Linked DNA regions of Homo sapiens: region 1 is linked to region 2. A link is a loop called in an ENCODE intact Hi-C map of the cell type or tissue named here. Cell type or tissue: ovary. All regions are shown on one strand. Links, peaks and the distances in the headings refer to the core of each region. The heading gives the core; the rest is flanking DNA. Region 1 overlaps AK7 (adenylate kinase 7). Region 2 overlaps C14orf132 (chromosome 14 open reading frame 132).

Region 1 (15,893 bases), core at 3,327-11,326, 320 kb after region 2:
TCAGGCTGGCAGTAAGGCTGCAACAGTCCAGGGCCTTAGTTCATACACAGTGACGCTCTGGCAAAGCAAACTTCCAGAAGGTCTCAGAGAAAGGACGATGGACATTGCCAGCAGTCCCTGGCAAGCATCTCTTTGAGTCTCACTGTCGTGAATGGAATCATTGTCCCTTTCCTGAGCCAGTCACTTACCCTTAGATCAATTAGGCTCATCCTTTAAGCCAGAAGAGGGAGTTAATTTCCCGCAGGCTGAGGAGTATCTGAAGCAAAATTGGGGTTCTGTTGGAGAAAAGGAAGAGGAAATGTAAGTTTGTAGACAACGAATAGTGTCTTTTATCCCGTTCATTATGCACTCGCCTTCCATCAAAGCTGAAAACCTCAGAGAGCTGTGGGCTCTTCCCTTGCCCTTGACTCCTGAATCCTATTGGTCACGGGGTCCTCAGCACACCTCTCTGTCAGGTGTCCAGTCAGCCCCTCCTTTCCATTCTCATAGCCATGTGCCTTAGTCCTGATCTCCAGCATCTCTCACTACTCACCTGAATTTGATTCTGCGAATGTTTCCTGTGCACCCTAATGATCCACAGATGAACGTGGAGCTCACGGCTTGGCAGGGACTCTGTGACAGTAGATGTGGGGACAGAGGCATGCACAGAGCATCACCCAAGGCTCTCTGAAAGGGGCACCTAAGGAATTCTCAGTCTTATCTAGAGAGACAGGCAAATGAAGCTTCAAATCCCTCCTGCCAAACAGATCGGGGCCTCCTGTGCTCTGATCTTGAGATCCTGGAGCCTCCATTAGCACAAAGTCCTGCAGATGGCCCTCCCTTGGAAGGTTGGGATCTACTGGAGATGGTGGGGCTGAGGCTGGTCTTCCGTGGTTGAGTGGAGCTTGCAAGACAAGTAAGGGAGGAAGGAAACACCATGCAAGGGGGAATGCCTGGGAAAGTATATGGTGCGCTGTGGCAGAGAAAGAGCATGGGTTATGGGAACCACAGGGAAGACACAAAGGTGGCAGAAAAGGTGGGGGAGAGTGCTCGCTTCAGCGGCACATATGCTCAAATTGGAATGATACAGAGAAGACCAGCAAAAAATGAATAAAAGGTGAGGGAAAGGTGAGAATGGAAACCGTTAGCCTGGTTCAGGTTATGAAAGGTGCCTCTACCTGGCTCAACAAGTCACCTGCTATTCCCTGAGCATTCTGGGCTCTGCCAGGTGAGCTTGTATTCATCCTTCCAGCCCAACTCAAATATCTTCTCCTATGAGACAAAATCATGTCTTTCTCTTAGTCCATTGAATCTCAGATGTACCTCTATGACAGCCCTTTCCACATTTGGGTCTTCTGTGTCTGGCTGTACAGGTTGCACACTGTACAAGAGTGCCTGGCTAAGGGCGTGAGTAGGGGCTGAAGAGCAGCCTGTTATGTTGGCTGTCCTGGGCCCCAGAGTTTAGCCCTTCTTATAATTTTTTCACCAAGCAGGTTACCTTTTTTCTCATTTGTACAACGGCTTCATATGTGCTTGGTTGGGCCCTTGTCTACATTAGACCATAATTATTTGGTATAATATAAATCTTCTCAAGAAAGTGCATACACAGATGCACACACACACACACACACACACACACACACACAATTCTTCTTAGTATCAGCAGCTATATATTATTCATTTTTGCCTCTATTACTACAGTCAAAAGCAGGGCCCACAAATGTTTGTTGGGTGAACAAATGAATGCACAAAAATGGTCAGTCCCCATCGGGTCAGGACAACCATTCTCCTGAAAATGCGGCTGTTTCATCTTAAATAGAGCCAACCATAATTTGACACGTGTGCGTGTTTTTCTGTGGACACCACTCCCACCTGCTTTTACAAGCTGGAAACATAGATGCTGTATCTTCTTTCTCTTGGGCCACATCTAGAATACACATCTTTGAGTCCTCGTATTCTCCCAGTGTTTTCTTCTTTTCTTTCATGTGTCATTTCTGGATCTTGATCCATCCTAGGTGTACTGGGAAGGTAGTTTCCTTTCCCACTGTCATGCTACTGGTAAAGTAAAAATCAATGTTTGGATCAAAATTGTCAGTGGCTTCCCTCTTGCACATTCAGCCAAGAGAAGGAAGTGAATGGCTGGTGGTATGGGTCGAGTTGTTTCTCCCCCACCCCCAAGAGATATATTGAAATCCTAACCCCCAGTATTTCTGAATATGGCCATATTTGGAGATAGGGTGTTTGCAGAGGAAATCCAATTAAATGGAGGTCATCAGCCAGGCGCAGTAGCTCACGCCTGTAATCCCAGTACTTTGGGAGGCCAAGCGGGCGGATCACCTGAGGTCAGGAGTTCAAGACCAACCCGGCCAACATTGTGAAACCCCGTCTGTACTAAAAATACAAAAATAGTGGGTGCCTGTAATCCCAGCTACTCGGGAGGCTGAGGCAGGGAGAATTGCTTGAATCTGGGAGGTGGAGGTTGCAGTGAGCTGAGATTGTGCCACTGCACTCCAGCCTGGGCAACAGAGCAAGACTCTGTCTTAAATAAATAAATAAATAAATAAATAAATAAATAAATAAATGGAGGTCATTAAAGTGGTCTTATCATCCAATATGACCAGTGAGCTTATAAAAAGGGGAAATTTAGACACAGATGGCACACAGGTAGAACATCATGTGAATATCAAGGTGGAGATCAGGGTGATGCATATACAAGACGAGGAACAGATTGCCAGCAAACAAGCAGAAGCTAGAGGAGAGGCACAGAACAGACTCTCCCTCTCAGCCCTTAGAGGGAACCAACCCTACAACACCTTGATCCTGGGTTTTTAGCTTCCAGAACAGTGAGACTTTGGTTGTTCAAGCCATGCAGTTTGTGGCAGTTTGTTACAACAGCCCTAGAAAACTAATGCAGATTCATCCAAAAGAATCTAGGGAACAGGGCTGGAGAAACTAGCAACCTAGTGCATGCTGTTGAATTTAACAAGGACGTATTAACCTTGCCAAGGCAGAACTGTCATTTCCTAAGGAAAGGCATCAACTTCCCTTTGTTTTTCAATAAAGGAAGAGACCCAGCTTGGTCTAAAAGGTTCTGCTTTAATACAGTTGGTCAAGGAACTGCGGAAAATAGCTGATGTTCAGGACAATGGGAATAACAACTAATGCAAATCTTAGTTTGGAAATGCGGGGTCCTTTTATGGTTCTCTTAATGCACTCAAGGTATTGTACTATTGGGAAGTGTACTGGTATTCATGCAGCAAGGATTGACTAGTTAAAACACAATGATCAACAGCTGGAACCGAGATTCACGCCTGTAATCCCAACCTTTTGGGAGGCCAAGGTGGGCAGATCACCAGAGGTCAAGAGTTTGAGACCAGCCTGGCCAACATGGTGAAACCCCATCTCTACAAAAAAGAAAAAAAAAGCCAGGCATGGTGGCATGTGCCTGTAGTCCCAGCTACTTGGGAGGCTGAGGTATGAGAACCACTTGGACCTGGGAGGGGGAGGTTGCAGTGAGCTGAGATCACGCCACTGCACTCCAGCCTGGGCAAAACAGAGTGAAACTGTGTCTCAAATTAAAAAAAAAAAAAAAAAAAAAAACACCAAAAATGATCAGCAAAGCAGCAAAGTTACTTCTATTTAATGTATAAACTTTACATTTTTAATCATTAAAAGTTTCTGTATTTTTAAAATATTCCCGGCTGTCAACTGTAATAAGGTACCTTACATCTAGAAAGAGAACAGATTAAATCCATCTTGAGAATTCTATGACAATCCACATTCATCATTCATCAGCACTTCTGAGTGATTCGTGGTATATAATTGCTCAAATAATCTTGCATAGAGTTTGAATTAGTTTTAAATGCCTCACTCATTTTCTTTCAGTGTGTTCTAATTCTTCCCTTCTGAATTGGAGTTTAAACAGCATGCAGAAATAGAACCTAAGATTATTATGCAATTTTTAAATCATCTGTTCCAAGCTGTTTTCATAAACTTCTTTGTTACTTGAAAACTACACACAGAAGAGAGTCACAATTTCATTTTAAATAGAAATCCTCCTGCAAGTGTTTCCTGTGGGACTCCTCAGTGTAGCATATGTATTTTGAAAATTATCATTTCATTGAAATATGAAGGTTACCTTGTTAGCGTCTTGCTGCAAATGGCTGTCAATTTTCTTTTTCAGGCCATCTCTCGAGAAGACCTTCTCATGCGCCTGCTGGAGTGTGATGTTATTATTTATAACATCACTGAGAGCTCACAGCAAATGGAGGAAGCCATCTGGGCAGTCTCTGGTCAGTGAGGTGTACTCTTTTATCTCCAGGGATGCTATTGTAGTGCTGCCTACTTCACCTAATAGTCATCTAGGAACACTAGACAAAGTAGGGCTATAGAAAAACTGGTCTGAGACTTACCTAAAGTATGAAATCCATGATAATAATATGGATAGATACTTCTGAAGAATAGAATATTTTTAATTATCAAAAAAATGAAGGCCGGCACACTGACTCATGCCTGTAATCCTAATACTTTGGGAGGCCGAGGTGGGAGGATTATTGAGCCCAGGAGTTCAAGACCAGCCTGGACAACGTGACAAGACCTCGTCTCTACAAAAATAATAAAATAAAATAAATATATGTTTTTAAAATGAAACATTACCAGGCTGAAGTGACCTGATCATAGCTCACTACAGCCTCGAACTCCTGGGCTCAAGAGATCCTCCTGCCTCAGCCTCTTGAGTAGCTGGCACTACAGGCTTGTGCCACCATACCCCAGCTAATTTTTTTTTTTTTGGCAGAGATGGGGACTTGCTATGTTGTCCAGGCTGGTCTCAAACCCCTGGCCTCAAGCCATCCTCCAGCCTCAGCCTCCCAAAGCACTGGAGTTACAGGCGTGAGCCACAATGCCTTACCAAAACATTTAACTTTTAAAATGCAACCTGACTCATTCCATAGGCGCTGCTTAAGGAGGTGGGGTTGAATGTACAGGGCAGATACAAAGACAGATAAGAAAAGGTACCCCAAGGCACAAGTCATCACACAAGAGACAAGGCACCCAAGAGAAACTTTAACTCAACAAAGGGGGGTGCGCTCACAAGGAAGTTGTGTATAAGAGCCACGTGACTTTAAGAGGGGAGGAATTATTTCCAACTCTAAATATTTGATTCAATTCAACAAATGTTCCCTGATGCCAAAGGTCAAGGAAGGCTTGTAGAGAGTGCTTGTATTTTGAAAGTGCTTTGAAAAATGTAATGAATTCTAAGGACCTCAAGTCTAAGAGAATGAAGTGGTGTCTAGCAAGGTGGTGCTTTTGTGATTCACCTCCTCCAAAGCAACCTCTTTTTTTGTTTTGAGACAAGATCTTGCTCTGTCATCTTGCTTTGAAAAGTGTAATGAACTGTAATGTAAGGACCTCAAGTCTAAGAGAATGAAGTGCTGTTTAGTAAGATGGTGCCTTTGTGTTTCATGTCCCCCCAAAGCAACCTCATTTTTTTTTTTTTTGAGGCAAGATCTTGCTCTGTCACCCAGGCTGGAGTGCAGTGGCACTGTCTTGGCTCACTGCAGTCTCCACCTCCCGGGTTCAAGTGATTCTCCTGCCTCAGCCTCCCAGTGCTGGGATTACAGGAGTGAGCCACTGTGCCCGGCCAAGCAACCTCATTTAATACATCCAAATGCCTCCATAGGTGCCTCTTGATTGTGAATTTCAGACATTAACCACTGACTTCCTGCTGTCACAGATGGGCATTGGCCTTTCTTAGGACCACCCTCTCCCCCTCAAGGAAATGTAACCTTTTCTCAAGCTTTGACACTGCATTTCCTTTCATGAGCTTTAAAATGTAGAGTGTTTTACTGCTTCCTTCTAATAAAGAGGTTCGAATCATCAAGAAAATTTTCCTTTTCTATTTAGAGGAAAACTTTTAGCTGAATTACTTCATTTTTGAGATATAGAGTGTTTGTGTCTGCAAGAAAATATAGTCAGAGATCCTTCAATCTGTCACCAGAGTCACCTGGGGGGTATGGGGTTGGTAGGGCATGAGGTTGGTAAGGGATGGGGACTTTGTCATTTTACCTACTGCACATTCTTAGATTTTGTTTTTCTCGCAATGGATATGTATTCCTTTCTTTTTTTTTTAAAGATAGGGTCTTGCTCTGTCACCCAGGCTGGAGTGCAGCAGTATATCATAGCTTACTACAGCCTCAAACTCCTGGCCTCAAGCAATCCTCCTGCCTCAGCCTCCTGAGTAGCTAGAATTACAGGTGTGCATCCAGCTATTTTTAAAAAATTTTTTGTAGAGACAAAGTCTAGCTATGTTGCCCAGGGTGGTCTCCAGCTTCTGGCCTCAAGCGATCCTCAGCCTCCAACAGGGCTGGGATTACAGACGTGAACCACCACACCCAGCTATGTATTATTTTTAATAATGTTTTATTAAATTATTTTTAAATGTCTTAGAATTCTCCTACCTTGCCTTTCGCAGATACTATGGAAGGAAGGCAAGATGACAGAAGAGAAAGGAATACATTATTAGAAAGGAGAGAAAATATCTGCATATAGATGAAGGGTGTGTTCAAAGGGGAACAAGCAGATCATTCTAGACCTGTTATAAATATCATAAATAAAAAAGGATAACCCAGTTAGAGGACCTCAAAGTGTGCCAAGTATTCACAAAATAGGCCAAACTAAAGCTCGGCAGGGCAGAAAGGTTAAAAGAGCAAAATTAAATTGAAGAGACAATTTTTGTTATTAGACTAAAAATAGAAACAAAAGTAACACAAAGTTTGGAATAATACGTGATCATAGTGTTCTTAGACTTAATTCAATAACGCTTTCTCGTTTTAGGGTAGAAATCAATACACTTAGATCCAGGATATCAGCATTTCATTTTGTTGCTTTTGTTTAGGGAATCACCTCATGATACTAAAATCATACCATGGCAGCTGCATTACTTAGCCCCTCTGACAGTTTAATTAGACCTCACTTTGCAGCTCTGATATGTTTCTTTCTTTCTTTTCTTTTTTTTTTTTTTTTTTTGAGACAGAGTCTCGCTCTGTTGCCTAGGCTGGAGTGCAGTGGCGCAATCTCGGCTCACTGCAAGCTCCGCCTCCCGGGTACACGCCATTCTCCTGCCTCAGCCTCCCAAGTAGCTGGGACTACAGATGCCCGCCACCACGCCCAGCTAATTTTTTGTATTTTTAGTAGAGACAGGGTTTCACTGTGTTAGCCAGGATGGTCTTGATCTCCTGACCTCGTGATCCGCCCGCCTCGGCCTCCCAAAGTGCTGGGATTAGGCTTGAGCCACCACGCCCGGCCGATATGTTTCTTGAAAATTATACATCATGAAGAATATGTTAATGGAATCCCTTAGCCAAATACATTCAAGGAGAATCAATGCTTAAATGTGTAGAGAGCCTTTTTGCAAAGCAGCAAACCCTTTGGAAATAAAATGCTCTCCTTTCTCTCCACCTCTATCCTAAATATGAATCCCTACAAGTTGTTGATTACCAAACGTTTCTGCCTTATCAGTGCTCTCCACTACAGCCCACAGCCCCAGGGGTGGAGTGGGAAGGGTGGGCACACCCCGAATTACTTCCTTCCACCATGGCTTTCACTGAACAGGGTTGCCTTATGGGAACTCCTAAGAGGCCCTTACTTTCTGATGTGGGGCCTCTGCTGCCCCATCCCCAGCCTGCTCCCTTTTCTGGGCAGCTGGCTAGGTGGCATGGTGGGTACAGCATGGGCCTGGCACCCAGACAGCCTGGATTGGACTCTGCCCCATCACTTCCCTCTATGATCCTGGGCAAACTGTGCCTCGGTTTCTGCATCTGTAACCCAGAATACCTATCTCATAGTGGGGGGAATTCAACAAAGCCCATGAGTTGTTCTAATAAGGATCCTATGATCCTTACTGTCACCAGCCCTCCCAAAAAGTAAAAGCACATGGCCAGAGGCCAGAAAACAGAAAGGGGCCACAATTCTGAGCTCAGCTCAGAAGGGATCAGGCAACTGATGAGCATAGTGGAGAGAAAGGGCTGCAGTGGAGAGCACTGATGAGACTGAAATGCTTGGTTGTGAACAACCTGCTGGGATCCGTATTTCGGATACAGGTAGCGAGAAAGCAGGGGGAATTTGAAGAACGGTGATGGGAACAGGTCAAAGAAGCATCAGAGGTAACAGCACCCTGGTGTTAAGTGGCTCCTACTGGTGACTAATAGTACACGTGATTTAGAAACCAAGTTGTGCATGGGTCCAAATAACCACTCTGCTTTTTGGCCCCACAGCACTCAGTGAAGAAGTCAGCCACTTTGAAAAGCGAAAGCTATTTATTTTACTGTCGACGGTGATGACTTGGGCGCGCTCCAAAGCCCTGGACCCCGTAAGTAGAGCGTTAGCTTTCCTTTAGGTAACATTTCAGCCATAACACCTTGTAATCTGTGTGTGGAGGGAACTTCCTATGGCGAGTTGTGTATTCTCCCACTCCTGAATCCTATCCCATAATAAGCACCCAGCAGAGTTTACTGACTCTAAGCACATTCAATTCTAAGGGATTTCATTGTTTTATATGCCTCTAAGAAGGAAAAATATGCTGCCTATGAAACTATAGCAAAGCTTGCTTATCACTTATGGTATGTATTTTAAACATATTGAAAGAGCTCTCTTTTAGACTTACTTAGACCCATATTTTTGTCACGTAAATTCTTGTGCATACATTAAAAAGAAATATAGGCTGGGTGCGATGGCTCATGCCTGTAACCCGGCACTTTGGGAGGCCGAGGCGGGTGGACCATCTGAGGTCAGGAGTTTGAGACCAGCCTGGCCAACATGGCGAAACCCTGTCTCTACTAAAAATACAAAAATTACCTGGGCGTGGTGCCAGGTGCCTGTAATCCCAGCTACTTGGGAGGCTGAGGTAGGAGAATCCCTTGAATCCGGGAGGCAGAGGTTGCAGTGAGCCAAGATCGCACCACTGCACTCCAGCCTGGGCAACAGAGTGAGACTCCATCTCTAAATAAATAAAGGAAGAAAAAGAAAATATAAGTAAAATATAGTGATTATAGTATTCCCTAAACTTCCTAATATTCAGAGTCCATCTCTGAATCACACCACATTCTGTCTTTTTCCACACAACTCAGTATAAAACTCCTGAAGTACGTGGTTATTACGTTGCAAGAAAACATGAGCCACAGTCATTCTTCCAACATTCTCTTGACTAATGTAAAATTGACGTTTGGTGCTCTGTTTCTGTGCCTTTGTGCCTATGCACTACCTTTCCATTTCAGTGCTGAATCACGGTACACTCTTTTAAAAGGCAATTAAATCAACGCGAGTAGTTGACTCAACTTGAAGTGATAACAATAGCAATGGTGTGTTCAAGGTCACTGAGTCACCGGCAGCGACATTGCCAGCGATTCCTGGCTGACCACAATGATACACCATTGATCCCAGATATGTTCTAATTTCAGAAATGCTAAATGTGAAAAAGTGAATGATATGGTCAATGGAATATATTATATATAACAAGGAGATATTTAGGGATTCATCACACTTATTGCATCAAATGCTTTGTATTTGTTTAATTGTCTCTCCCCTGGTGGACTGAGAACCCCTTGAGGGCAGGGACCACAGGTTTCATGCTCTTTCCTTGTAAAGTTTACTCAACTACTTTGGATGCCATCACCTCAAGGAGCAGGTCATGGTCATTTTATTCCTGTTATAATCCCTTCCCTCAGAGCGTCCAGCTAAGTGTCCACTATAAAACAATTATGAGTCAATGGACTGGCTGACCACTGTGCTAGCTTCCGGACTGATTGTCCCAACCAAAGTAAGCAAAATAATGAACAAGTTCAACAACGGACTTCAGGAACAGCTGGGCCCAGAGGATTCAACGATGTCCTCAGTGCTCACTGACTCTCTCTCTTTCTTTTATGGTTTCTTTTCTGCTCTGAGTAGACTTCACTCTCTAGTAAGCCTCCTACACTGAATGGACTGAGAATGGAGAAGAGATGGTTCCCCAAAGAAAACATGGAGCAGTGGCTCCTGTGTTAGCTCCTGTCCTTGTGGCATGCCCTCATCCTGTCACTGTGGTTTTAATTTGCATTTCCCCAATGACAAATGATGGTTTTAAATGATTTATCAAGGTATAATCAGTGTACTAAGCCAGGTGTAGTGGTGCTTGCCTATAATCCCAGCACTTTGGGAAGCCAAGGCAGGAGGATTGCTTGAGCTCAGGAGTTCAAGACCAGCCCGGGTAACAGGGCGAAACCACGTCTCTACAAAAAATGCAAAAATTAACCAGGTGCGGTGGCAAACCTGTAGTTTTAGCTACTCAGGAGGCTGAGGTGGGAGGATTGCTTGAGCTGGGGAGGTCTAACCTGCAGTGAGCTGAGATCACACCACTGCACTTCAGCCTGGGTGATAAAGTGAGACCCTGCCTCAAATAAATAAATAAATTTACTGTATTGTATACGGTTAAGTTAACCTTTTATAGTCCTGAGTTTCAACAACTGCATGCAGTTGTACAACCACCACAACAATTAGGATACAGAACACTTTCATCACTTTCCAAAATTCTCTACCTCATGCCACACACAAAGTCAATTCCAGTTGGATTACATAACTGAAATTAAAAAGCAAAAACTTTAATTTTTTAAAAGAAAAATTAGGCCCAGCCCAGTGGCTCACACCTATAATCCCAACACTTTGGAAGGCCAAGGCAGGCGGATCACTTGAGATCAGGAGTTTGAGAGCAGCCTGGTCAACATGGTGAAACCCCATCTCTACCAAAAAATACAAAAATTAGTTGGGTATGGTGGTACGCGCCTGTAGTCCCAGTTACTCAGGAGGCTGAGGTGGGAGAATTGCTTGAACCTTGGAGGCAGAGGTTGCAGTGAGCAGAGATCGCACCACTGTACTCCAGCCTGGGCGACAGAGAGAGGCCCTGTCTCAAAAAAAAAAATAAATAAATAAAGGAAAAATTATAGAATTTATGGAGGATTCCTCAAACAAGACCAAATACTGCTAAGTATTTTATAATTGACAAATCTAGCTGCAATAGGATTAATGAAGTAATAAATAATATTTGTGTTTGAGATTTGCTTCTAAATAATCCAGGAGGATGAGGAAGTCAGTGGGGGGTATAGATACAACAAGACCGATTACGCAAAACAAACAAGTTTGTCCCCAACAAGTCTAATTGAAGGGGGCGTGGCAGAAGATGTGGCATCCGTTCGAAGTCAGAGTGAGCTGAGTAAGACTTTTGCTTGCAAGCAACAGAATCCAGCTTTCTTAATCAGAAAGAAGACATGTTAGAAAGACATACACAATGTCTTACAAAACCCATGGTCAGAGATGCCACTGGGCGCCAAGGACTGGGAGCCATGGGGAGCTCAGTAAATTCTCCTACTTTCCTCTCTGCTTTTCTCTGCTTCTGTCTCTTTGTCATTGTCACAGGAAGTCTTTTTCGTTTTGTTTTTAGAGACGAAGTCTATAAAACAGAGCCCTCCAAAGAAGGGTTTCCTCTGCCAGATTTACCAGGGTTGGCTTTTGAAAGGAGAGTTCTAATCATGGACTCTAAATCGTAATCCCTATAAGATAGACTTGGGATGGGAAGAAGAAAGGTGAGCTGCAAGGACTCCTGGTACTTTCTTCCTTTCTTTCTTTCTTTTTTTTTTTTTTTTTTTGAGATGAAGTCTTACTCTGTTGTTCAGGCTGGAGTACAATGGCACAATCTCAGCTCACTGCAACCTCCGCCTCCCAGGTTCAAGCAATTCTCTTGCCTCAGCCTCCCGAGTAGCTGGGATTATAGGAGCCCGCCACCACACCCAGCTAATTTTTGTATTTTTAGTAGAGATGGGTTTTCACCATGTTGGTCAGGCTGGTCTCGAACTCCTGACCTCAGGTGATCCACCCGCCTCCGCCTCCCAAAGTGCTGGGGTTACAGACACGAGCCACTGCGCCCGGCCGTGACTCCTGGTACTTTCTTAGCTCTCCCTTGGCCTTGCAGTACTTTTTTTTTTTTTTGAGACAGTCTTGCTATGTCACCCAGGTTAAAGTGTGGTGGCATGATCTTGGCTCACTGCAGCCTCCACCTCCCAGGTTCAAGTGATTCTCCTGCCTCAGCCTCCCAAGTAGCTGGGATTACAGGCACATGCTACCACTCCTGTCTAATTTTTTGTATTTTAAGTAGAGATGGGGTTTCACCGTGTTGGCCAGGCTGGTCTCAAACTCCCGACCTCAGGTGATCTGCGCACTTCAGCCTCCCAAAGTGCTGGGATTACAGGCGTGAGCCACTGCTCCCAGCTACACAGGAAGTTTTAACAGCCAAGGAAACCGGTTCTAAGTAAAGAAAGAGTCACTAACATAATAGGTTGGAAAAAAATCATTGTCAGCTGATGACCTTATAAAAGATAAGCTCTGTCACTATGAAAAATGTCCCAACAGCAGCCCTTCTGAGCACCCCCAGTACACAAATTGTATTCTGTAAGTCTGTTTTCCAGTAGAAGTTAACTCCAGGACTCTGGAGTTGGGAGGGAGTTGATTCTGTGTCTTGGGCCAGTGAAAACTGGGATAGGCTGGAACCTATTGTTGATGCTACAGAGCCAAGATCTGTTCAGAGATGTCCTGAGTAGGCCTGAGAGGACAAAGAGGGTCCCCACCAGCCACACTGTGAGAAGGCGAGCATCGCAAAAGTGATTCTGTCTGTTGGTTGCTTCCCACCTGCCCCTCCAGAGCCACTCTCTGCTCTTCTCCACCCTGCTCCAAACTTGTAGTCTAGATCAGTAAGCAACCTTGTCCTCTGCTCCCAACTGGGTTTGGCCAGTGGGGCTCACTGGTGAGAGGATAGGGGAATTGAGAAGAATGAGGTCAGATCACTTATTCCCCTAGCTCCCTTCGGCAGAGTTGCTGTGGGTAGGCTGAGTCTCTGAACCCAAGCCACTGCGCCTGCCGGGCAACCCCTGTCCCTGGGCTCTAATCGTTGCCTGCCCACTCAACACGTTTGGATTTAGGAGTAGTACAGAGCACCTGTTCCTGGCTCCAGGTGACGTGGTTTCCCTACACCCTGCCCACATCTTCGTAAACAGTCCTGTTATTAAACTCTCTTGAAATTACCCAACATTGAATATGCTGTTTCTTTCCCACGAGGATCCTGACTAATACATTATGCTTAATTGAAATCAGTTGAGTATGTGAAAAGCCATGACTCCATAATGTAACTCAGAAAAGTGAATATTAGATTGTTGTAAATGCTACTGGCTTCCTGTCATGATGCCACCCCACTGTCTTCCTTGCCAGCAGAGCCATGACTTGTTAAGTTCAAGTGTCCACACTGCCCATGAAATCTAGAGAAGGGAGATTCTATTCCCATTCCAGGGGAAAATCCTGATTGATCCAAACTAGCCATGATGGTTCTATTCTTCTTGCCGATGATTGGCTAAGGGGTGGGCATGCAATCCAATTTTGGGATGTGGGATGTAACAAACCTACCCCCAAAATGTAGAGTGGCTTACACATGGAGGAAGTTTGTACCTTGCTCAGGTAAAATGTAAAACAAGTGTTGCTGATGATCAAGTCAGTCTTCTCCCAACTCTGATTCAAGATCCAGGCTCCTTCTGTTGGATGGCTCCAACGCCTTCCAGAATTACCTCTGGGGCTGTCGTGCACACTTGCATCAGGCCTGTGGAGGGGAGAGAAACACAAAAGATTATGCATGGGAAGCTTTATGAACCAGGCTTGGAAGAGATGCTCATCACTTCTGCAAATTTCTTTGACTAAAACTCAGCCCATAGCTGAGGAGCCCGGAATATGTAGTCTAACTGCATCCAGGAAATCAGTCTGGTTTAGTCTCTGGCACAGAGGAAAGATGGCCAGGAGACTCCCAGGAAGGGCTCATCCCTGATTAGGAGAGACTTCAAGGAAGACACGGGCTTTCTTTCTTTGTGGATGTTGTCATATCTGGATGTGAAGCTTGGACTGCTGCTACTAGTCTTGCTGTGATCCTGAAAAGGAAGGCCACACATAGGAGGCAGAGCTCAGAAGGCATCAGAACAGCAGAGCCAGTTTCCAGTGCAGGGCCTGGGGAAGGTGTGGTAGGCGCTATGTCTGGCCACGAAGGTGGCAAGAAAAAGTCCCTAAAACAGCCCAAGAAACAGGCCAAGAAGACGGATGGAGGTTGAAGAAGATAAGGATTCCTTCTTTTTTTTTTTTTTTTTTTTTTTAGTGTGGTGCAGGCTGGAGTGCAGTGGTGCAACCTGGGCTCAGCTCACTGCAACCTCCACCTCCTGGGCTCAAGTGATTCTCTGGCCTTAGCCTCCTGATTAGCTGGGACTACAGGCACCTGCCGCCATGCCCAGCTAATTTTTAAAATGTTTTTGTAGTGACAGGGTTTTGCCATGTTGCCCAGGCTGGTCTCAAATTTCTGGGCTCAATTAACCCACCTGCCTTGGCCTCCCAAAGTACTGGGATTACAGGTGTGAATGACCGAACATGGCTGAAGATAAGGCTTTCAAGCAGAAACAAAAAGAGGAGCAGAAGAAATTTGAGGGGCTAAAAGCAAAGGCCATGGGGAAGGGACCCCTCACCACAGGTGGAATTAAGAAATCTGGCAATTGGCTGGGCATGGTTGCTCACACCTGTAACCCCAGCACATTGGAAGGCTAAGGTGGGAGGATCACTTGAGCCCAGGAGTTCAAGACCAGCCTGAGCAACACAGCAAGACACCATCTCTAAAAATAAATAAATAAATAAATAAATATTTTGAAAAGAAAAGAAAAAAGGAAATCTGGCAAGCAGTAAGCTGTTCCTTGTGCCTGAGGCGATGGTGACCCTTGATTCCATGTATATTTGAACATCTGGATTCCCTGCATCACATCTTTTGCCACCTATAGCTGGAATGAAGTGTTGTCTTGGAGTCTACTGTACATTTAAAAGTAAACTCTTGGAAAAAAGAAAAACAAAGAAAAAACAGCAGAGGCAGGCCAGCCCATGGTGCCTGGAGCCACCCGACTTAGGAACACTACTTATGGGAGATGATTTTCCCAGTGCGTAGGTCTTTTTGAGTTTGGTTTTCTGTTGCTGGTAGCCAAAAGCATCCAAATGGATTAAAACTGCACAAAAATCAGTTTTGTTACAAATGAAGGGTAAATATTAATTTATTATTAATAAATTTTAATACATTAATTAAATTAATTAATTTAATACATTAATTAATTAAATTAATTTAATACATTAATTAATTAAATTAATTTAATACATTAATTAAATAATTAAGGTATCAATTTTAATAATAGGACAATCTTAATATATATTGGGGTTGGTTTTTCCCTTAGAACCTGTTTGTTTTTAAAGTCTAGCTATGTACTTGTTTCTGTATGTGTGAGTAAAGAGATATAACCCAGAGGTGACCCTGATTCAACCAAATACTCCAGAACAAGGGCCGACGGGCTCTGATTGTCACACGTAATAACCAGGGAGAAACGGAGTCCACCAAATGATCCACGTGGGCAACCAAACACAATCACCAATTAAAAAGAGAATCCAGGCCGGGCACAGTGGCTCATGCCTGTAATCCTAGCACATTGGGAAGCCGAGGCAGGTGGATCACCTGAGGCCAGGAGTTCAAGACTAGCCTGGCCAACATGGTGAAACCCCGTCTTTACTAAAAATACAAAAAAAATTAGCTGGGTGTGGTGGTGTATGCCTTTAATCCCAGATACTCAGGAGGCCGAGGCAGGAGAATTGCTTGAAGCCAGGAGGCAGAGGTTGCAGTGAGCCAGGATGGTGCCACTGCACTCCAGCCTGGAGACAGAGTGAGACTCTGTCTCAAAAAAAAAAAAAGAGAATCCAACAGAGTGCTAGAGTGTTACAAGAAAACAGATTTGCCCATTGGCCTGATAAAGGGCAGGGGAGATTACTCTGTAGACTAT
Region 2 (15,893 bases), core at 4,822-12,821:
GCTGTTGGAAGTTATTGTTATGTCTAACTCAGCACTTTCCATTTAGAACCTATTTTACAAAGAAAAAAAATATCAAAACAAAATAAAACCAACAAACCTGAGACAGATGGATGGAGCAACAGGGCTGACCAGCTTTGGAGCACCTCTCAGCCGCCTGTCTCAGCATACACTAGGGGGCACGGGTGGCCATCTGCTGACAACTGAAAATGAGTACCTGGTTATCGATCACACAAAAAGCACATGACCAGAAATGCCGTGTTCCTGATTTCCTCACTTTAGCTTAAGCAGCTGGATAAGAGATGCATGTGATACTGTCCTACAAGGACGACAGAGGGAAGGAATATTGGTAATCATTGCGTAACTGTCTTGGGCCATGCTTTCTTATACATGATCTTATTCACTGCTTGCAACAATCTCGCTGGTTGGACTGCATTCTCTTCATTACTTATAGAAGGGAAATTGAGGCAAGTGGGTAAGTAACTCACCCAAGCTCCACCATATGTGGCAAAGCAGGATTCAGCCCCAAGCCTTTCTGACACCAGAACCCACCCTCATTTCCCACGCTCTGAGACAGCAGAATCCGTCCCACACTGACCATCCTCTTTGGCAGTTCTGAGCTCCCACTACAGGTGCAGGGCAAAGGGGACTCCCCATGAGGCCTGTCCCACGGCTGGGAGCTCCAGGATTGGGGTTTATGAAGTACCGCCTGTGGGGAGCCCTTCTGCTGATTTCAAGTTCATTAATTCTGCATGCTTTTACTTGTCACTTTTTTTGTATGTTAAGGATGGGGCTGAGGGGGTTTGTGATGAGTAGACCATATCCTTGCCTTCAAGAGTTCTCTGTCTAATGGGAGGTGGACATCCAGTTATGCACACCATCCTGACTCCTTTCTGGAACGGAAGTCTGGGGTATGGTCAGCAGAGTGATGCCCCCACCAAGGATGTCCACGTCCTAACCCCTAGAACCTGTGGATGGATTACCGTTCATGGCCAAAAGGACTTTGCAGGTGTGATTAAGTTAAGGATTTTGAGATGGTAGGAGTAGCCTGGATTAGCCAGGGGAGCTCAATGTCATCACAAGGGCCCTTATAAGAGCGAGGCTGGAAGATGAGAGAGAGAGATTGGAAGATATTACACTACTGGCTTTGAAGATGGAGGAAGGGGCCATGAGCCCAGCCATGAGCCCAGGAATGTGAGCGGCCTCTAGAAGCTGGGAAAGGCGAGAAAACAGATTGTCCCCTAGAGCCTCCAGAAGGAGTGCAGCTCTGCCAACACTTCGATTTTAGTCTAGTGAGACCTCTGAAACTGTATGATACATTAGTGTTGTTTTCAGCTACTGTGCTTGTGGGAATTAGTCACAGCAGCGACAGGAAACTGACCTGCAAAGCTATTAAATAAATACCTGCCGGGAGGCAGAGAAGGGAGGGGTGCAGAGGCTGGAGGGCATCACCCTGACCCGTTTGGCAGGAATGTTAGGAATACAGGTGCCGAGTGCCTCCTGGCAGGAACCCATCAGAAGCAGGTGCTCAAGGGCCACCTGATGGCCTGGTTGGCGGGAGCCCTACAAAAGGCTCTGTCCAGGTTCCCTTCCTCTTTCCCCAGTGATTTGGATGAAAATACTCATCTCATTCACATTTGCCCTAAAGAGAAGAGAGAGACAGGACATATGCCCAGAGAGCTCCATAGGGTGGGAGAGTGGCTCAGATCCCATTCGTGGAGTCCAGGGAGACATCTGTCTGAGCAGCCAGCAGCATGGGCCTGGTGAGAGAGAAGAGACAAGAAGCAATGAGTGGGAAGGGACAGGAACGCTGGTTAATTCCTGGGAATCTGGCAGGGGTCGCGGGGGGATGTGGGGGCAGAACAATCCCCTGCAGCCCCCGTCATGCCCAAGAGGAAAAAAGCACAGCTTCTCACACTGAGCCTGCTTTCCAAGAGGCCACCAGCAAATGTTGGTGGCTTTACCTTAGCCTGGAGGCCTTCTGTTGTGGACAGGTTGGGCAAAGGCACCGATGATGTCGCCTGGGGAAGGGGAAGCCTCCCATTAGGCTGGCATGTGTCTGATGCACCCACACCCCATCTGACCTGCAATTCTTTTATTTACACTTATAATTGTATTTTTAGCATAAAAAACTGTTGTAATATTCTTGTTTGCATTGGTCATTATATTTAATTGAAATATAGTAATAGAATATGTTATACATATAAGAAGTACTCATATAAAAATGTACCCCACGAGGGGTGAACACAGCATGGTAACCTGCAGCCCCCACTCAGAAATTGCACCTGGCCTGCCCTGAGCCCCATAGCAGTCCTTTCCAGTCACTGCACTCTCTAGGTCAATAACTGCCCTATTCCATCCCCTCAAGGACAGCACCATGTTAGGAATATAGGTGCCGAGTGCCTCCTGGCAGGAGTCCATCAGAAGCAGATGCTCAAGGGCCACCTGGTGACCTGGTAATGGTCATCCTTTAAGAGGAGGCCACTGAGACTCAAGGCAGGCCAGAGAGCTTCTGAGCAGCAGCTGCCCAGGCACGTGTGTGCCTCTCATGTTCCAGGAGCCTGACCCTGAAGCCCATGGGGCTGCATGCAGAGCCGGGAGTGCCTGGGCTCACAGTCAGACACTCGTGGCACTCAACCCTGACACCACCACAGATTAGTGCTATGGCCTTGACCTCTGCTTATCCACCTGTAAAATGGGGTTGCAGTATTAGCCTCCACCAGGATTGTTGAGTGATTGAGAGTATTTTAATGTCTCTAGCACAGCCCCTGACCATAGCAGGAGCTCCACACAGAATACTGTCTCATGCGGTGCTCGGTAACTGTGCATCCGATGCAGGCCTCACTGTGTCATGTTCATTCATTCAGGTTCCCTTCAAAAGAAACATTGATTATGGGCCAAATAGGTGTCAGTGCCAGCCCAGGAATGCACATGCATATTCTGCCTCTGGAGAGGGCCTGGGAAGCCTGGACATGGGCCTCCTGGGCTGGGGCAGGAAGGGGCCTCCTCTTCACTGCTGTGTCCGGGATCACCCCCTCCCTTGGAGCACCCCACCTCCCACCTGAAGTCTGAGCAGCAGAGAACCTTTAAAAACAGAAATAGGAAGTTCTGATTCATGAATGCAAACATTCTGGCATCCCGTGTGCAGTGATGTGCGGCGTGGGCGGTGGGAATTAGGGAACCTCTTCTAGCGTATTTGTTCCTATCCACCGGAAGGTATACAGTGTTCATACTCATTGACTCAGAAATTGTGTGTCGGGGAGTCTGCCCTAATAGATAACAATGTGTGTACCATGATGCATGTACATGCTAATGGATGTACAAGGATGTTGATCAGTGCATCATTTATCATAGGAAAAGTGGAAATTGCTAAATCTCCAACACTAGGGGAGTGGTTAAACTGTGGCTTATGTTCATGATAGAATAATACACAATTGTTAAAATGGAATTTTGATGGCCATTTTGAAACAGGGATTAAAAAACACGTTTAAATGTGTTTTCTCTCTGTCTCTGTCTCTCTCTCTCACTCTGTCTCTCTCTCTCTCTGTCACACACACACACACACACACACACAGAGGAAAAAAAGATTGGAAAGAAAAACCATCAAAATGTTAGCACTGATTATGTGGTGGGATCATGATTCTCATTTTTTATCCTGTTTTATATTTTCTTAGGGTTCTATGCTAAGCATATATTATTTTTAAAATTAGAAGAGGAATGAAGGCATTTTACAACCCATATCGTTATGGAGGAGCCTGGCATGGGGGGAGGGGAATGGCTGGAGGGGTTGCTGTGAGTCCTGGTGAGTCACCAGCTAGCTGTTGGGTGAGTTCCTTGATGCTTTCATAGTAGCGTGGGCATGAGAATGTCTGCCTCAAAAGGCTGCTGTGAACACTGATTTTTATAAATTACCATCAATGATAAAACCACAAAAGCAAAGCCCCATTTTGCAGGTGCAGTAGAGATCGTAGCTTCATGTGGGGTTGTTTGACCAGACCACTTCCCTTTTGCAGGGTACATCTGCCCAAGCCCCCATGGCCCTGGATAATTCTCTCTCTCCTTCTTTGCAGCTGCCCATGATGGGGGGAGCTTTCATGGACTCGCCCAACGAGGACTTCAGCACCGAGTACTCCCTGTTTAACTCCTCTGCCAATGTCCACGCGGCTGCCAATGGCCAGGGCCAGCCGGAAGATCCTCCTCGGTCCTCCAACGACGCCGTCTTGCTATGGATTGCCATCATAGCTACGCTGGGGAACATCGTGGTGGTGGGCGTGGTGTATGCCTTCACCTTCTGAGGACGGCACACCCTGCACCACCATGGGGTGAGGCTTGGCACGTAGCTCTGACTTGCTGTCGGCCTTTGGCTTCTCCTGTGTTCTAGAACCAGGAGTTTTGACCAGGGGCGGCGGCCGTCCTTCTGGAATTTCTCCCCAGCAGCCCTGATTTCAAATATCCCATGTTGTGGTCAAGCTGAGTCAGAAGACATGGAAGTATGGGCCTCCTGCCCCTAGAGGCATGACGGGGCAAGGCCTTCAGAGGGCAGATTGGGGATCCTTGAAACTACATTCCAGGAACATGGGACCAGATGAGACAGCTAGTTAAGTTTAAAACATAGACATGATTTGATGATCGCTTGCTGGTGGTAAATAATCACTCGTGTGTCTTGTTTTTATGCAAACTTATCGAACCTAGGGCGTGGGGTGCTGGGGCAAGAGCAGCCCTCAGAACTTCAGTGTTCCTGACCCAATTCTGGTTTCACATTCAGTCCCTTGGCCATCTAGTAGGGCCATTGGATGTTCCTAGTTTGACTTTGAAATGGCACCTTTGCCACCAGACACCTGGTCCCTTCCAAGACCCAAGTGCATTGGGAGACCCAGGGATGGGGGGTTACTGGTAATAGGTGGGGTTTCTGGGGGTGTTGTTGGTGGTTTTTATCTCCTGGTCGGACTTTCTCTTCTTTTTAAGAAGAGGAGAGGATGTCTTTAAGAGCTAGATGTGCCAGGCAGTGGACTCTTCAGGCCACCCACGTGAGAATGCTGTTTCTTCTCTGAGGAATCGTGGAATTTTAAAGATGAACAAGATTCACATCCACTGAATTATTCAACGGATGGGTCAGAAAGGGGGGTGATTTGCCTGTGGTCACCAGGCAGGTTTGTGGAGGAGTCGGAACAGAAAGATGTGTCCTCACTCTCAGCTCACTGAGCTCTCTGCCCCAACTAAGCACTTCCCTGAGGAGGTTGCTGAGAAGCTGCCCTCAGGAGAATGTCCAGGCATCTTGAAGGTGGGTGCGAGATTGGCAGGCTGCTCAGATACCCGTCCTTTACATTCAGTGTGGATACCGTGCATTCTCCTGAAGCTGTGAAAGTGCTTCTGCCCAAGCCACTTCCTTAAATTCTGAAATATCAGCATCTGGGGTCCTGGCAAGCAAGGAAGCTTCCAAGTAAAAACCAGAGAGAAGGGCACACTTTTCTTTCTTCATTAGGAAATCTTATTGCACAGGAACCACCCCCACCCCCACCCCCCACACCTTCCCAAGGCAGCATCCCAGTGCAGATAGAGTGGGAAAGGTCCCAGAAGGGGGCTCACTCACCTCTAGGCCCAGAGAGGCTTTCTCCTCACTTTATACACTGCAAAAACAGAAGAATTGTGTCAATAACACCCTCTGTAGTGGAGAAACTTAAAAAGCTGGTTAGGAAGCTCTCGTGTATATTTAGAGACAATTACAAGAAAGCTGGACTTGCCGCTGTGGTCTCAGGAGAAATGAGTGTTCTTGATGACAGGCAAAGGGACATCTTAGTTGTCCAGAAGCGGCACTCTTCCCTGGAAGCCGCCATGTTAATAGGATTACTAGCCTGGCTCCAGACAGTGCCTGCTCATGGCTGCCAGTTCTTACCGATCACATCTGTCACTGCCACCGTATATCATCTGCCAGTGCATCAGCTTAAGGGGAGGTCACGAGTGCAAAAGAACCTGACCCTTGACAATGAGGGAGAAGGGACATGGACCACCTGTCTGGAATTCCTGGAATCACTGGCAGGGTGGAGGCTGGGCTGGGGAGTTAGCCGCGGTGTGCGTGAATGGCTCTGTCTCCAGCAAGTCTCTCTCCATCAAACCCCAGGTCTGCCCCATAAGCAAGATCTTTAACAGATGGATGTCTCCATGAGAAAACCCAAGGCGAGAAGCCCAGAGCCATGGCGGGGTTGCTTGACGTCCTCATGGAGTCACTCTGCCCCACATGCTCAAATCTTCCCTCTGGCCCCACATCCCTAGGAGGGCCTGACCCCTGTAAAGATACAGGAGGCAGCTCCCTGGCCTCCAAATGGCCCATGGAGATGGCAGTCGGGAGACAGGGTTCTGTGTTTGCTGCGGTGAAGGGAGGAGAAGGCAGGAGGAAAAAGGATGGCTTCTAGCCCTGAAGAGGACTCCAGCATCCCAGGCACCGGGTGCTTCTGGCTGCAGTTTTCCCTATGGAGGCCCCTCAGCCTCCAGCCCTAACATAAATGTCGGTTAAATTCAGTTTTCAAGCCTCTCTCCCTTTTCAGTGTCAGAGCAGTAGATGGTCCAGGGCATTGGAGGCCTCGACCACTCTGCATTGCAGATTACAGTGACTTCCTCGGGGTTGCCCCATCTTGGTCTCCTGTGGTTTCTTCATCAGCTTTTTTTTTACCAGCATCTCTCAAATAACAATGAAGATAGATATGCCCATTAGTGTCTGATTAAGGAGCAAAGGCTGGATTTCTGGCCACAGCGAGCTGCACTCTCCCTCCTGCCTCAGCCGGGGTCCGTCTTAGCAGTTTGGAAAGGGGAAAAAGATGCCGGTCCTCACTGCTTAAGTTTTGTGTCCAGGTGCCACTAGACTTGCATGCACACTAACTCCTTACAATCACCACACAGCATCATCGCCCCAGTGCACAGATGAGGAACCAGAGGCTCAGAGGAGTGAAGTTGCCTTCCTGAGGTCACACAGCATGAAAGTGATGAGCTAGGATTTGAATCTGGGAAGTTGGGCTCTAGAGCCAGACTGTACTGCCTTCTGCCACACTGTACTGCCTTCTGTGACTGGGTGGCACCTCCAGGGCACATTTACACAAGGCCCTGAATCTGCAGAGGCTGTTTCTCAAGATGCCCGTCATGGTGTGGCCTGGGCCAGCTCTGGCTTCCACAGGTCCCTGACTGTCCTCAGAGTGGAACATGCTCAACCTCCCGCCCACTGCTCTCTCTCTGCCCAGATTTCAGGGGTGCCGGTCCCCAAGGCCTGCCCCCTTCTTTAAGACTGAACTCAAGTCTCCTTGGAAGGCCCCGGTGAAGCTCCCAGAGACTGGTTTTCTTGGGATGCAGGCAGAAGGGGACCCTCCCTGGCCAACACCCAGGAGCCCAGCAGAAGCACCCACACGTAGAAAGAGGCTCACTACAGCCAGAAGTGCAGAGTCAGAGTCCTGGGACCATCTTGTTCTGCAAGGTGACCCCAGGCTCCCCAGGACAGGGGAGAGGGATCGTCCTCATTCAGACTCTAGCTGGGGCCTCTGTACTGGCTTCTCCCTGGGTGGGGTTGCCTGTTACATAGCTGTGCCTCAGAGAAAGGGTCCTGCATTTTCTGGAATGTTCTCTGTGCTTACCCCTCTGTGTGCCCCTCCATTGCTCCTCTACAAGCAATTAGGTGATTCAAAAGAGCAACTTAGGCTGGGTGCAGTGACTCACACCCGTAATCCCGGCACTTTGGGAGGCCGAGGCGGGCAGGGACAGGAGTTCAAGACCAGCCTGGCCAACATGGTGAAACCCTGTCTCTACAAAAAATACAAAAATTAACCAGACATTGTGGCATGTGCCTGTAATCCCAGCTACTCAGGAGGCTGACACAGGAGAATTGCTTGAACCAGGAGGCGGAGGCTGCAGTGAGCTGAGATTGTGCCACTGCACTCCAGCCTGGGCAACAGAACGAGACTCTGTCTCAAAAAAAAAAAAAAAGAAAAGAAAAAAAAAAAGAGCAACTTACTGCTTTGTGAGGTTGTGAGTGGCCACCACTGAAGGTCTTTGAGAAGAGGCCAGACGCCGCTGTAGCCAGGCCTGTCTTAAGAGGACTTGTGCTTCCAGGGACCCAGGCAGGATGATGGCGCAGCTCTTCCTACTCCAAGCCAATGCTGTCCTTCCCCTTTCCCATGAAATCAAGGTCAAGAGGCAAATAAGACTCCCTGCTCCACTCTACCCCCCAGAGAGAAATGATTCTCGCTCCTTTCAGATCCCCCAGGATCTGAGGGAGAAAGGATGGGAGGAGGGGCAGCAGCATTTCGCTGGAAAGGCAGCAGATGCTTTTCCAGCCCCGGTTCAGCTGGAAGGCTTGGAGGCTGGCCAGACCACTCTGGCGTCTCCTGAAGTGGGTCCCTGGAGACCGAAGAGGCTCAGTGGAGTCTGTCTGTTGTCAGCACTGCTGCCTGATCCCTGCAAGACAAATGGCACTTTCCTTCTTCAGAAGCATCATCTGCCTTCATTATTAGCAGTAATATTATTCCCAGTTATTATTCTTACCGGTGCCAGTTTTGCACATCTTTTTGTTGCTCTATTTGTGTCTCATTTACTTCTCAAATTGCCCCTGGGGGCAGGAATGAGGATGCAGAGAGATGCACGTTAATTACTGTCGCATTTTTCTGTGGAGAAAACTGAGGCCAGGGCTGAACGCTCACAGCTAAGGAGCTGTGATTCAGACCCAGTTCTGTCAGCTCTAGAGGCACCCTGCATCATGCCCACCAGGGTGATCCCCCTGGGATGGACCATCTCGGGATATGAGGCCTCGGAGGCTGGGGTTGAGATTTGGTCCTGAAGAGCTTATAGCCAGATTGCCACATTCAAGTGTAAGTCCAGGAAAGGGGCAGGCGGCAGTGCACAGGGATTTATCAGTTCCAGAACCTCACAGTGATAAGAGGCTTTAGAGAGCATCTAATCGAGACCTTTAATTTTTCGGGGAGAGCAGCTGAGGCCGTGTGGAAAATTAGTGGAGAGCTGACAAGTGTCTGGGCTCCTGGCCCAGGGGTCCGTGGTCCAGCACGTTGTGCGTTCAGTGGGAAGCAAAGGGCTTGCCCGGGATTACCTGCCCCAGCCCCGAGGTGGGTTGTGCTCCCTGCAGCTGCCATCGGCCCGCTTTGCTTCGTCCTGGCAGATGCCCAGTGATTGTCCCCGAGCAAGTGCCAGGGTTGGGCTGAGCTGCTATGACAGGGAGGCCCAGGGAGTTCTGCTCAGGGAGCCAAAGGGAACAGCCAGATCCTGAATGTTCTATGTTCACCTGCCCCAGCCCCACCCACCCTGGCCCACTCCACAGGCCCCTGACCATGGTCACTCACGGAGAGGGATGGAGGAGAAGGTGGTTGAACTGAGTACTGAGAACCCAGAGGACAGAGCCCACAGCTTCCAAGCAGGAAAAGGGACCTCTCTGAAAAATCTGGATAACCAGAATTATCACAGCACCTTCTCATTCCCAGCGCGTCCTTCTGAGCTCAGACCTTGAGCATTTACTGGGTTTCTTTTTGAGGAAGAGGGAAAGTGACAAAGGACAAAACAATGCAAATCTTCATGACTGAAGACGATCAAAGACTCCCTGGAGCGAGAAAACAGTTACTGCCAGAAGCAGAATGGAAGAGCCAAAAAGTACACAAAATGGACGCCATAAATTCTGAAATAAAAGTGTATGATGTGTTCTGAGTCACTGTAGAAGTCATGCATTTATTATCAAGATAGAAAAGAGCAGAGAATGACGTGGACATTGGTCCTCGGAGAGGCTGCGTAGGTGGTGCGGTCCCCGGGGGATTCTGGATGCTGGTCTTTTGACCGTGGCGGCAGCCTCGCGCCTGCCCGGATGGCTCCATCCAGACATTTGGCAAGGCTGTCATCTGCTCTTGGGTCCTTTTTCAAGCTGATTTCCTGCCTCCCCAAGAGGAGGTTTGAGCCCCATTCTGCCTTGGAAATAAATCCTGACAGATGTGCACAGCATATTTGCAGGGAATTTGCAGGCCTCGATTATTGGGGGAATCAGAGCCCATTCCACACCGAGCCCCATCCACGTGGCTGAGCAACACCCCTGTGTCCCCTGTATCTGTCTCACTGGCTGTCTTTCTCCCAGTTTCTTAAAGAACCACACCATTACTGCGTTTGCCGTTCGAAGCGTTGTCCCAACAATGCAGATGGTTCTGACAAGGGCTCTATATGCTGGCAGAAGGGAGCTTCCAACCTTTTAACTTGAGGAAAATGAATCTCTGAGAGGCTTGAGAGTGTTGCCAGGTGGAGCTTTTCAGGAGACAGGGGTCTTGAGCCCAGGACACCTAACTATCGAGTTTTCACTAGGAGACTTAGTGGTGGCTTTCATGAGGCCAGTCGTTCTCAAGGAAGGGCTGGGGGCCATCAGCAATGTCTGGAGACATTTTTGATTCTCACAGCTTGGTGGGGACTGCTATTGGTATCTCATGGGTGGAGGCCAGGGATGCCACCGAACATCCTACAATGCACAGGGCAGCCCCCCACAAATAAGAATTATCCAGCCCCAAAATGCCAATAGTGCCGAGGTCAGGGGACCCTGTGCTGGCCATCCTATCTCTGATTCTGAAACTATGCATGCTTTCCACTTTTCCCCATTTGTGAGTCATTGAGTAAATTAAAGCTCTTCTGAGCAGCAGCAGTGATCATGGTCACTGCCCTGCGTTCAAATAATGCGAGCTGAGGACAGTGATCTGCAACTCCCAGCATGTCATGTGGTCTCTTAGAAATCCATGTGACTGTTTCCACCATCTTGGGCATTTGTGGGGACCCCCAGACTGGAGGGAGAAAGCCCTACAAAGTGGATGGGAGTGTGGGGCTGAACTTTTCCCTACCCTTAACTTTGTGTCTCTGGGACCTCCAGGGACCTGGCCCCTCACCAATGCATATGAAGAGTATGCTTGGGGAAGAGCTTAGGAATGGGGTGGGCATGGGAGTGCTGGGTAGCAGCCTTTGAGCAAATCTGCATCTTCTCTTATTTCTGACCTTTTTCCACGTGCCCAGTCCTATTTCTGCCAGTTGAAGGCATACTAATATTCTTTATACTATTTAATCTTTTGCAGAAACCTTACTATTATAACTTGCTACTCTCCAGATACCAATTCTTCATGCCGAGAGCATCGGAAATGTTTTTGTGTCTTACTGATGTTTTCATGATCAACTTGTAAATGTAAGCAGTTGACTTCATAAAAGGTATTTTAACTATTCTTGGAGTCCTTTGCTACCCAAGCACCTGGTTTCACCATGCGATCACTGACTTCTCTACAGTGAAGACTCTTTCTTAATAAAGGATTTCGCTGTGCTCTTTTGATTAAAAATATCTAACCTTAAAAGACGTAAAAATGTATCTGTGAAATCTCACTTTGTTAGCGTTGCTGCTGTTGTCATTTTCTATTATGATAACTGAAAAGAGAAAAGAAGAAAACATGAACTCCTCTGTGTCTGGTTCTCATCTGTGCTTTATGCAAAGGAGATGATCTACTCAGCTTTAAATGGCTCAGCCCCAGCGTCACCTCCATTCTGATGCTTTTCCTGCCCCACCGAGGCAGGACAGGTCCCCTCCTCCCTATCCCCTCCTGATACCACTCTATCATCACACCTGTAGCAAATCAAATCACGGAAGCTACATTCAGTTTTCCCAACTATCTGAGCCATCTAAGAGCAAACTTATCTTATTCAATGTGTTATCCCCACCACCCAGCACAGTGCCTGGCTCCTAGCAAACATCCGATATTCTGTGAATGAGTGAATGATACCTAAATGACCAGCCCGGTACATTTCAACACTATGAGGAACATGGACCATATCATTTTCCTTATTAGTTCACTGATAGTAACAAACATTCGTATAGCACTTATGAGGTGTTTGGCGCAGCTCTGAGCTCTTTCCACACATGTTAACTCACTTAATCTTCGTTTTACAAATGAGGAGTCTGAGGCATGCAGAGGTTTCTTGCCCAAGGCCATGTAACTGGTGAACCAGGACTGAAAACCTGATTCTGGGTCAGTCCTGGGCTTAGGCCTCAAGAAGCCTTTTTTTTGTTCTGTCTTTGGAACCCTGAGGATGCAAGCAAGGCTAGCCTGCTGGATGAGGAGAGACCAGAGCCTGGCCATTCCTAGCCTGCCAACAGTCCAACAGATAAGAGAGCCAAGGGAGGGGTTAGAACAAGAAGGTGTTCCATAATGTCAAGAGCTGCATGGACTTTGTAGGCAGCAACTAAAGAGCTCACTGAGGACTGCCTGGAGGAGGCAATACTTAACTTGGCATGGAATCTGCAGAAACAGGTGCACAGCAGAGGTTGCATGGGGTTCGGGCTAGAAGACCAGGCTGGATAAAGGTCAAGGCAGCAGTGGATCTGAGGCTGCTGAGGATGAAGGGATACAGCCAGCTGAAAGGGGCCTTGAATGTCAGGGTGGGCACCATGGTGGGCCATGGGCCACTGTTGGCCATAGGGAAGCAGGGCTGGTTCTCAAGTAGAGAGGCCTGCAGTTTCTGGAGCAGGGAGGCAGCAAGAGAACTGGGAAGGGGCTCTTGATTTTGCCCCTCGAACCTGCTCCTCTGGCATCTTCCCTCGCTCGCTGGATGGCACCTCCGCCCTGCACCAGTGTGGCTGATAAGGTGGGGTCTCCCTCCCAATCGTGTGCCTTGCAAAGATGGCAGAGGCTTTCACATGGCCCAAAGGACTGCGTTCTCAAGACTGATAAGCATCATTCTGAAATAGCAAAAATGGCTAGCAGCAAGGTTTTTCAAGAAAAGGAGGCATCCCTGGTCCAATGCTGCTGAATGTGTCTCAAGAAGCTACAGCCAGTCCAGCCCAGGCCACAGCGTGTCCCTCACTTCCTGCCCCACCCTCCTTGCTAACATTTAATTGATTTAATTGAATTTTTGGTTTTACCAATCAGGATTGTAAACACATTCATCCTCATGCAATGTGCCTATTCCTAGTCAACCCTGGTATTGTAAGGGTATGGGCAGCTTTCCTGGAGCAGAATGTCCATCTGTAATGTGGGGCCTGTAAAGAAATAAAGGTTCAAACAACCACAGCTCTTCACTCTGTCCAGGAGTTGGTTATGCTGTGGGTAGTGGGGTGCTCCTCTCCCCTAGGGATGAGCCGGTCCCCCATTAGCTGTGTACTCTTGGAGGGGTAATGCCTCCTCTGGCTCACCCCTTTGTCCTCCCCAGTGCCCAGCCCAGGGATAACAGTGTCAGGCTTTCCATAAATGAACTAATGAGGGGGACAGGGATGAACACCGCAGCCTCCCTTCGGTGCCTGCTGGAATGGCCAAGCTCTGCATCCGCTCCCCAGAGCTGCCTGAGCCTTTAGGGTTGGAGGAGGGGGAGAGGAAGGGGAGGGATGGGTTTCTAGGGCTGAGATGGGCCCCTTAGTGATTCTGGTGGGGCTGCCTGTTTATTTAGCTGCCTGCTACCCATGGTCTCCAAAGCCTGCCCTCGCTGGGGATTTTCCATCTGGCTTCCAGTGACTCAGGCTCCCGCAGGGTGCTGGCCTTACCAGGCAGCAGAGATGGCCCCACGATTAATATTGATACACGCCAGCTGCTGAGGCCTCTTTCGCAAGCAAGACAAATAATATTAACTACCACAGCAACCGGCCTCTGAGCCGCACTGCCCTTAGGGTTTGCAAGCACTTTCCATTCCAGCTTTCCATCCTCTGAACAGGTGATCTGTGTCGGCCCCTCCCATGCCCCAAGCACAACCAGGCAGGGCACCTACTCTCTGTCTTGTGTGGTGGGGGGTGGGGGGAGGCAAAGGATCAGATGAAGACAATGGGTTGTAACTGCATGATAGTGAGAAGCTGAAATGCGCCGGGGCTGAGGGGCGCCTCCTAACCAGCCTAGCACTCCAGGCCAGAACGCCAGGGAGACAAGCCTCCAGTTTTTAGAAAACAAAACTGAAGTTCATCGACTTGTTCATTCAATAAGCAATGACTGAGCACCTGCTATGAGCCAGGCACTGTTCTAGACACTCAGGGTGTATAGTGAACAAAACAAAGCCCCACCCTGCTGATGGCAAAGGGAAGGTAGACAAGAAGCCAATAAAGAAATAAAGATCAAGCCTTACTTTCTGAAAAACCAAAAGAAAGAAACAGTGAAAGAATGCGCTATGGAATGGAGACAAATGTTGGGGGAAACAGAAAGTAAGTGTGGGGCTGGAGCGGGAGGGGCATGAGGTTTTGGAGAGGATGATCAAGGCACTCCTATCCCCAGGGGAGAGGTGGTGCCAGTGTCTCAGGACAGGGTGACAGTTCAGAGAGGTGACCTGACAACGTGCCTGGCCACCCCAAGCTTCTGGATAGAGAGAGTTTTGTACTCAGTTCTTACAGAGTATTGTCTTGTCCCAGAAGTGCTTTTGGAAATAGCATCATTCATTCATTCATTCATTCATTCATCCATTCCTTCACTGAGTCTCTACTCTGAGCTGGACAGGCAAGGATACACCCTGGCTCCTGCCCCCACGGTACTCATGGTCCAGGCTCGAAGTCCCTGTGTCATGATCATGGTTGGGGCAGCAGGACCCAGTTCTCCCCTGAGATTAAGTCTCAGAAGACACCTGGTTAACCAGCCAAAGTCTGCATGAGGGTGACACTGGCTGGAGAGTGCCGCCCACAGGGAATGCTCAGGTGGTGCCTTATACCTCGTTGGAGCCTTCTGAGTGGGAAAGGCACCTCCCTGTGTGGCTCCTGCAGGTGCTGCTGGGGCCTAGCACCCTAGCACCTATCTCAAGAAGTCAGACATGGCTGCTGGGGCAGGTGCATGCTGGTCTTGGACTCTCAGCATCTGTTGTCACTCCTTTCGGTAAAGCATGCTATTTCCTCTTGGGGAGCCACAATCCGCAGTCTGTGTACTCGATCCCTCCTGGGCTTGGTAGCCTGAATGCCCCATGGTCACAATGATATGTGCAGGGTGTGTGCCTGGCTCTGGCCTGGGCAGTGGTGACCTTGCAACCCCCTGATCCCAGTGGCTGGGCCAGGAGTGATTACACAACCAGACAGATGCAGGCAGCACAGATGTCCTGACTTGTAAGCGAGCACTGGGAAGCAGTCTGCACGGGGGACCCTGTCTCTCTGCTGGAAGGAAAGCCAGGAGGATGTGCGCCTGTCTTGGCAGCTGCCATCTCACCGCTGTGAGAGAAGCTGCTGAGAGTGGAGGTGCAGCAAGTAGAGCCCAGAGATGGGAAGAAAGAGACTGGCTCCTGCTGGGTCTAACCGGACCCCTGTGGATCAAACCACATCTGATTCTCCTTATGTAAGCTGATCAATTCCCCGTCTACTTGAACCGGTTTGAGTTGGGTTTCTGCCCCTTGTCATAGAAGGGATGTTGGCGATACTCCTTCAGTGCACTCTGGCCTTCACCCCACATGGGGATGGCCACCCCCAGGTTGAGGAGCTCTAGGGGGCCGTCCTATTCATCCTCGGCCATCCTGGGCTCTCCTGCCTGGCTGCTGCCTCACTCTATCCCTGCTGTCACCCAGTTCCCTTTGTCCCTCGAAGCTTGAACTTTGAGTCCAGCCACAGGTTCAGCTTTTCTGGCTCGACACATTGTCCTTGGTTTTGGCCTTATCTGCTGGTTTCTGATGGCCTCAGATACTGTCCACCAATGAGGCTCAACACCTCGGACCTGACCCCAGAATTAGCCTGATCCTGCCTCCAAAGAATTACAATTTGTCAAACAAACTCCCTCCTCATTTTTGTTTCATGCCAGTAGAGTGGGGCGGGGGGCTGCCCCGGTACAGCCCTCTGTCATTACTGCTGCTCTGGGAAGCCTAACATCACCAACATTATGCATCCCACTTCGTAGTTTGCAGAAATCTTTCATGCAGTGGACTGAATATTTGTGTCACCCCCCGCAAAAAAATTCCTA

Evidence for each region. A loop is a pair of places that touch in the nucleus more often than their neighbours do. Peaks named below come from ENCODE experiments on the same cell type or tissue, not always from the same donor. Only the 100,000 strongest peaks of a DNase experiment are listed, where the experiment ranks them.
Region 1: it touches region 2 in a loop (5-fold over the local background); 2 of 110 quality-filtered maps call a loop at or near these places.

What each region holds. Positions count from the first base shown.
Region 1 is chr14:96,400,595-96,416,487 of GRCh38, forward strand. AK7 (adenylate kinase 7) reads left to right here. Exons shown (of 18, transcript NM_152327.5): 3 at 4,163-4,271; 4 at 8,253-8,347. LOC124903276 (translation machinery-associated protein 7-like) reads left to right here and starts at 14,067. Exons shown (of 3, transcript XM_047432025.1): 1 at 14,067-14,139; 2 at 14,465-14,602. The coding sequence starts at 14,067. RefSeq lists a silencer at 11,929-12,061. In ovary, for the core only: no CTCF peak of the experiment used is centred there; no DNase peak of the experiment used is centred there.
Region 2 is chr14:96,082,444-96,098,336 of GRCh38, forward strand. It overlaps C14orf132 (chromosome 14 open reading frame 132), which reads left to right. Exons shown (of 2, transcript NM_001252507.3): 2 at 4,068-11,528. The coding sequence ends at 4,292. It overlaps LOC124903374 (a long non-coding RNA gene), which reads left to right and starts at 13,379. Exons shown (of 2, transcript XR_007064321.1): 1 at 13,379-15,278. RefSeq lists enhancers at 3,581-4,780, 9,730-9,899, 12,066-12,566, 12,567-13,067, 14,517-15,018. In ovary, for the core only: no CTCF peak of the experiment used is centred there; DNase peaks (open chromatin) are centred at 8,078, 8,348 and 9,148.